Linked DNA regions of Homo sapiens: regions 2 and 3 are each linked to region 1. A link is a loop called in an ENCODE intact Hi-C map of the cell type or tissue named here. Cell type or tissue: endothelial cell of umbilical vein. All regions are shown on one strand.

What was found. Peaks named below come from ENCODE experiments on the same cell type or tissue, not always from the same donor. Only the 100,000 strongest peaks of a DNase experiment are listed, where the experiment ranks them.
Region 2: a loop joins it to region 1, with 5 times the contacts of the local background. A loop is called at or near these places in 1 of 110 quality-filtered maps.
Region 3: a loop joins it to region 1, with 5 times the contacts of the local background. A loop is called at or near these places in 1 of 110 quality-filtered maps.

Annotation. Positions count from the first base shown.
Region 1 is chr4:173,250,996-173,253,495 of GRCh38, forward strand. The region is part of intron 2 of GALNT7 (polypeptide N-acetylgalactosaminyltransferase 7); the gene reads left to right. Among named protein-coding and RNA genes, the nearest start is that of MIR548T, 16 kb to the right of the region's middle. In endothelial cell of umbilical vein, no CTCF peak of the experiment used is centred here; a DNase peak (open chromatin) is centred at 1,506; H3K27ac peaks cover 1,900 bases.
Region 2 is chr4:172,980,919-172,983,418 of GRCh38, forward strand. All of the region lies in intron 10 of GALNTL6 (polypeptide N-acetylgalactosaminyltransferase like 6), which reads left to right. Among named protein-coding and RNA genes, the nearest start is that of GALNT7, 190 kb to the right of the region's middle. RefSeq lists an enhancer at 1,435-1,694. In endothelial cell of umbilical vein, no CTCF peak of the experiment used is centred here; a DNase peak (open chromatin) is centred at 1,433; H3K27ac peaks cover 1,467 bases.
Region 3 is chr4:173,056,889-173,059,388 of GRCh38, forward strand. No RefSeq gene overlaps it. Among named protein-coding and RNA genes, the nearest start is that of GALNT7, 110 kb to the right of the region's middle. In endothelial cell of umbilical vein, no CTCF peak of the experiment used is centred here; DNase peaks (open chromatin) are centred at 743 and 1,173; H3K27ac peaks cover 1,893 bases.

The DNA.
Region 1 (2,500 bases):
TCTTCATGGTATCTATCAAATTTTATAATTAGATATTGGTTTATTAAGTTGTTTATTGGCTGCCTTTCTCATTAGATAAGTTCCTAAGAGCAAGAACTATGCCTATTTGTAAGCCTAGTAACTGACAAGTAGGAACTCAGTAGTAGTACCCAGTTGGTAAATATCTGTCGAGAATGAATGAACGTGTGAATGAAATCAGCCAGGGTTCAAACCTTGATGCCATCACTAGATGTGAGATCTTTGACCAGTTACTTGTCCTCTCTAACCCTCAGTTACCTAAACGTTAAGACAGATCTAACCATACCAATCTCTCAGGATTAGCATTAGAATTAAAATGACATAATTGACTACAAAAAGTCTTTTATTAGCCTGTTGGTTAGAAACCTGAGTATTATTAGCTGTTTTTACTGCTATGGTATTTTCTTCCTTACCTTGTTGTCAACATTCGAATGTTTTCAGTTACTATTTAGCTTTGATAGGCTCTGTTGCTTTTTGGAAAACATAAATGTCACACATTGCCTTGTCTACATCCTCTTGCTTCTACTAGTACCTTCCATGATGCTAAAGCCTTCATTTCCTTTGAAAATTTCAGACACACTGATTTCCATGGGAACCTCGCATCTCTGAGTCCTCCTTGCACCCCGCAGTTTCCTTCCTGTCTCCTTTCTTTCCTTCTTCCATGCCTTGCATAGCCAGTTCTGTCCCGTGTTCTTTCCTCTGGCACAACTGGAGCAGTGCCTAGAAATAGGACATTGCATGTTTTTGTGTATTATTTCTGTAAATATTGTGTCTCCAGTAAAATTAAAAGGCCCAAATCTATTTTAGTAAATGCTCCTAAGCCTCTCTTTGAAATCCTATACTAGTGATAAAAGTCATTTTTTAATATTTCAAAATGCCCAAATATAATAAATCCCAGAAACTTTTTTAAACTGAATCCAAATTATTTTTTAAACTGGATTCTTTCTCCCACTTAAAAAAAATGAGATAGGCTTCATTCCTTTTTGAACACTTACAATTCAGTGTAGAGTATAACATACTTTTCTAAGTAAAATTATTTATACTTTAGAATGTGGACAATCTTTGGAATTTTTCTCTAAAATAATAACCAACCATGAATAAAAATCGCCTAAGTGTTGCATATTACCTAATATGCATATTAGCACTTGTCTGCTTTTACTAGCAACATATTGAAAACATATCGCACATCCATATTGTGCACATGAGGATGCACCCTTCCTCATCCTCATCCCTCATGGGGAATGTGCTTGGAGCCCCTCAGAAGCTGGCTTGCTGTGGCTGGCTTTTTGCCGCTTCAGAACACAGGCCCTAACAGCCTTGTTCTCCTGCCTCTGTCTGTCATAGAAATGAGGCACCTGCATAGCTTAGAGACCAGGCTTGGGCTGTTTGTCCAGCTGTGACATCTGACACTGTGGTTAGCTTGTTCGTTCTTGCGGCTGTTGTGTAGTCTTTGTAGATGAATGTTCTCTTCCCTAGAAGCAGGAGAGAACTGTCCAGCTGCTGGCATGACTCACACTTCTGTATGTGATAGCTTTGAATTACATTCACTGACTGAGTAATTTATTGGCTGTTGATTGCGTGTTAAAAGGGTGAGTAACAGTATTTTGAGTGAACTGGAGGCCTGCTTCTTTTTTAAAGACTTGAGCCAAGAATGACTTCACCTGCCTTCACACTTTTTTCTATAAAATACAAATATGATTTTCTTCACAGTTCAACAGATATTGAGTATCTCTAATATGTAATGCACTGTCCCTGCCTTCAAGGGGCTCACCATCTACCACTAGGGAGAAAGGAAAGAATGCCATAATGTAAGGCAGAATGTAAGAACCATTAGAAAGGTATTTTAATAATGTGGTTCAGAGGAGTGAGAGGTCAAGTTACAGGGGAGTCAGAAAAGGATACTTTGCCAGGCATGGTGGCTCATGCCTGTAATCCCAGCACTTTCAGAGGCTGAGGTGGGCTGATCGCATGAGTCCAGGAGTTCGAGACCAGCCTGGGCAACATGGTAAAACCCCATCTCTACCAAAAATACAAAAAAATCAGCTGGGCGTGTTGGCGCATCCCTCTGGTCTCTTCTACTTGGGAGGCTGAGGTGAGAGGATCCCTTGAGCCTAGGAGGCAGAGGTTGCAGTGAGCCGAGATCACACCACTGCACTCCAGCCTGAGTGATAGAGTGAGAGCCCATCTCAAAGAAAAGTAAAAGATAGTTTTCTTTTCTGAGGGGGATACTAGGGAAGACCCTGAAGGATGAGTAGGGTGCCTTCAGGAAGAGGGCACTTGAACATGTAGTAGAAGACATGAGCATGTAGTGCGGTTTACTTGGATCTGGAGGTATGTGGAGGGAAATACAGCTGGGAAGATAGTAGGGCATTGGAAGACTACATGCCATTCACAGAGTCTACATTGAATCTGGTATTTGGGAAGACCCACTGAAGGTTTATAAAGAGAACTTTGGGGATTTCAAACTAGTAGAGGTGTTAGA
Region 2 (2,500 bases), 270 kb before region 1:
AGGTACCTCACATAAGTAGAATCACACAATATATTTCCTTTAGAGACTGGCTTATTTCGCTTAGCATAATGTCTTCATACAACATCCATGTCGTTGTATGTATCAGAACTTGGTTTCTTTTTAAGGCTGAATAATACTCCATTGAATGTATATACCACATTTTCTTTATGCATCCATCTGTCAATGGACACTTGGGTTGTTTCCACCTTTAGGCTATGCTTAATAATGCTGCTGTGTACATAGGCATATAAATATCTGTTCAAGCCCTTGCTATCAATTCTTTTGGGTATACACCTAGTAGTGGAATTGCTGCATCATATGGTAATTCTGGGTTTAACTTTTTTGAGGAAACGTTAAACTTTTCTTCCATAGCAGCTACCCCATTTGGCATTCCTACCAACAGTGCACGAGGGTTCCAATTTCTCCACATACTTGCCAACACTTGTAGTTTTCCACTGTTGCTGGGTTTTTTTAACAGCCATCCTAATGAATGTGAAGTGATATGTCACTGTGGTGTTAATTTGCATTTCCCTAATGACTAATGATGTTAAACACCTTTTCATGTATTTATTGAACATTTGTATTTCTTCTTTGGAGAGATGTCTAAAACATCTTTTGCCTGTTTCTATTGGTCTATATGTCTGTCTTTATGCAAGTACCATACTGCTTTAATTACTGTAGCACTATAGTAAGCTTAGAAATCATGAAGTGTGAACCTTTCGACTTTGTTCTTCCTTTTCAAGATTGTTTTGGCTATTTTGGGTCCCTTGAGATTCCATAGGAATTTAAGGATAAATTTTTATATTTCTTAAAAAAACATTGAGATATTGATAGGACTTGCATTAAATCTATAGAATGCTTTGAGTAGTATGAACGTCTTTTTTTTTTTTTTTTTTTTTTTTAGATGGAGTTTCGCTCTTGTTGCCCAGGCTGGAGTGCAGTGTGATAGCTCACCGCAACCTCTGCCTCCCAGGTTCAAGCGATTCTCCTGCCTCAGCCACCCAAGTAGCTGGGATTACAGGCATGCGCCACCACCCTGGCTAATTTTGTATTTTTAGTAGAGACGGGGTTTCTCCATGTTGGTCAGACTGGTCTTGAACTCCTGACCTCAGGTGATCTGCCTGCCTCGGCCTCCCAAAGTACTAGAATTACAGGCATGAACCACCGCACCCGGCCAAACATCTTAACAATATTAAGTCTTTTGATCCAAGAACACAGACATCTTTCCATCTACTTATGCCTTCTTCAATTTCTTTCTGCATGAATAATATTTTAGCCAAATGTTTCCACAAGCTCACTGCCCTTCTGCCCAGGCAGGTCCCAAATGCAGCTCAGCAGGCTTCCCAGGTTCCTCAGAGCCCTCCCTCTGCTCTCTCCATGACTCAATCACCACGGGACATCTCACACCAGAATAAAGCCAAGGAGCTAAACTAGAGGGAGGAACTGTGCCCTTAACGTGATTTTTGGCTTTATTGTCCCTGGCTAAGCTTCTTTGTTTATTTGTGTGAGTCAGCTTCACATTTCCTCTAGAATTGAGACTGCTATCAAAACAGGCCCTGACATGTTAGCCAGCAGCCAGTCTATACATAAGACAATGGTCCTCATGACTGAAAGTCAGAAGAGATGCTGAAGTCTACAATTAGTGTGGGGCTTTCACAAGCTCTTGAGGCCCCAAGACAAGGGGTTGGAATCCCAGGTTTACTACTGACTCACTATAAATTACCTATGTATTGTCTAGCAGGTTGAATGGCAGCCCACAAAAAGATATGTCAAATCCTAATTTCAAGAACATGTGAATGTGACTTTTTCTGGAAAAAAAAAGATAAGATATTTTTAGATGGAATGAAAAGATAATACGAAAAAAATTTTTTTTCCAAAAAATATTTATCTGAGATGAGATCATCCTAGATTTTCTAGATGAGGTATAAATCCAATGAAAAGAGTCTTTGTAAGTAGCCAGGCACAGAGGGTCAACTATCACATGTTCTCACTCATAAGTAGGTGCTAAAAAATGTATACATATGGATATAGAGAGTGCAATAATAGACAATGGAGACTCAGAAGGGTGAATGGGTGGGAGGGAGGTGGATGATGAGAAATTAGTTAATGGGTATAATGTACTTCATCTGGGCAATGGATTCCCTAAAAGCCCTGACTTGACCACTACACATTCTACGCATGTAACAAAATTGCACATGCACTCCATAAATTTATACATTTTTTTAAAAAAAGAGTCCTTGCAAGAGACATTCAGGGAAGGCAGAGATTGCATAAGCCACCACAAGCCAAGGAATGCTGGCAGCCACCAGAGGCAAAGAACGTAATCTCCCCTAGAGCTTCTGGAGGAAGCACAGCCCTGCCGACAGCTTGATTTCAGACTTCTGGCCTCCAAAACTGTGAGATAATAATTTCCAGCCACCAAGTTTGTGATCATTTGTTCCAGCAGCCACAGGAAACTAAGACACCTTGTTTCCTCATTCAAAATATGAATAATGGACAG
Region 3 (2,500 bases), 190 kb before region 1:
ACTATTATCCCAATTGCCAATTTTAACCAACCCAGTAAGTAAATAGCCTGGGCCTAATCTTTATAGGCAGTTAAACTGTGCAGTGCTTAATAAATACTCCTGGGTGGCTGTGTTAAAGCAAAACAAAGAATACTGCTGGATAACAAGACAGCTGCAAAAATTAACGTTAGCTCCCAGAGGAGATAGGAGTTTCCGGATCACAGAAGCTATCTGTGACAAGAGAGATACCTATTACAAAAGAGTGATTATTAAAGAACACTTTAATTATTATTAAAAGAACAATAAGCCACTGCAGATACATTTAAGGCATTCTACAATCAATTTTAAGATAAGTAACGTTGCCTGAAGTACAAAAGATAACAAAATACAAACCCCATCCAAATGTATCAAAGCCTGGCAATTAACTTCTCATTACCAGAAACAAACTTTGTGTAAAATGGCTATTGAAGAAGGATATTGGTCCAGGAAGGCAATAATGGAGTTTGGTGGGTCAGACCTTGAGTTTTCTACAAAATGTATAGCTTCTTTTTTCAACTAAGTGTAAAAATCCTTGCCAGAAGCAGGAAAAATCTATATGCTAATCATATTTCCAATTGGGCTCAAACTGAAGGAAGTTAAGAGGAGAGCACAAACATGACTCAGAGGGCAAAGAGACTGACATACACAAAGAAATTATTAAAAGATTCTCAAATGCCCAGCTCTGCTGAGTAACGACCGAGAGGAGACATGATTGTCATTGGAAAGTGTCCATAGAGTAAACAACAGTCAGAGTCATTACTGAGCTGAATAGAAGGACTAAATTGGGGTAAAATTAAGGACAGAGAGATTTAAACTGAATGTCCGTGATGAGAAGGGCTGCCAGATAGTGAAACATCTCCCCAGGGTTAACCAGGAGACATCCTCTCAGAAGGCTTTCAAAAGTCAGGCTCTACCATGAACCAAAGGAGCATTTTTCCAATCCAAAGAAATGAAAAAAAAAATCCCTCCTTAAAGAGCAGGATTATATTTTTGGAGGGGGGCAGGAATAATTATCTGAGGTTTCTCCTAGAGAAGGAAAAGTCTGTGTTGAATCAACAAGGGAAGCTCATTTTAGAGGAGGTGGGGACAAAGGCAGGAAGCATGAAAAAGGGAATGTCACCAGCCAGCAGAAAAGAGGTAGGAAGCAACACCCTGTCTAGACTCCATAAAAACAATGACAGACCCATGACTGGCAAACACTTCTGCAGTGGTTTTGTGCTGAAAGTGATGGCACAGGCATCTCCCTGAGCTCATCAGCATGACGTGGTTTTTCCTAGCAGTAGCCTCAACAGTTGGTGATAACCTACCATGTAAATTCCTTGTATCCTTAAGCTAAGAAATAATTCTCTAAAAACCATAGGAGGCTAGTCTTTGTAGTATTTTCTATTTTTAACTAATGGCACTTAACAGAGTAGTGGTTTAGAATACAAGCTTGGCATCAAGCGGATCTGGGTTCGAATTTCACCTCATTTACTGTATGACTATTGGCCCTCTAATATAGCCTTTCAATGACCCAAATTGTCAGCTGAAAATGGGGTGATAATTTATACCTTTAGCAATCAGTGCTCTTGGTTGCAAGAATTACACTGGAAAACATCAGCAGAGGAGGAATTTATTGGAAGGATATTAGAAAGCTCGTAGAATCAACAGTAGCAGCTGAGAAAATGGGTGGGAATTAAGGGAGGTAGAGCGCGCTGAGCCATGAGCAAGGCTATGCCACAGAAACTGCCTGGTGAGGGTGTCACTGTATGAATTGCTGCTCCCACACACTGTCAGACTCTGCTGCCACTGGACACTGGATGCTGTTCCCATCCCCTCTGTGTCATCATTATGAAGTGAATTCTAAAAGATCGCTGCCTCTTGTTTATCTCACTTAAGATTCTCATTCAATACTGGGAGCACCTGATTGGCCAAGCCTCAGCCACAATGCCTGTAGCATAGCTGCCAGGGGAACAGAGAAAAGGTAGTAGCTGATCCTTTGCATCTTCTTTAGTGTAAGGCAGGATGCAGTGTCCCATGGAGATTTACAAAGTGCATGTTTTCCTCCATATAAGAAAGAGATTCGAACACTGGAAAGCCAAAACTCAGGACAAACATCTTTCCTAGTTCACCTCTATGTCTGCCCAACTTTGCCTACATTCTTCTTCCCCTAATTAAACTTCCAAAAAATGTTCACACCTAACAAAACACAATGACCCTTATATAGTGAATAACCCCCTCCCAAACAGAAAACAAGACATCGATTCTCACACCAACTGGAATCCAGGCTGTCTGAATGATGTTAATCACTCTAAGGTGTATAACAATCTCATCTTGATATCCATCAACCAATGAACCAAATTGTAACATGAGTAACTCTACCTTAGGCTGTTGGAAAGAGAGAGGAAAGAAAAAGAAAAACAGCAAATATGCAAGTGTCTGTCTAACCCATATCTATCAGGTTCTGAGCTCAGAAAGTAAAACGTCGGATAGGAGATGTTAT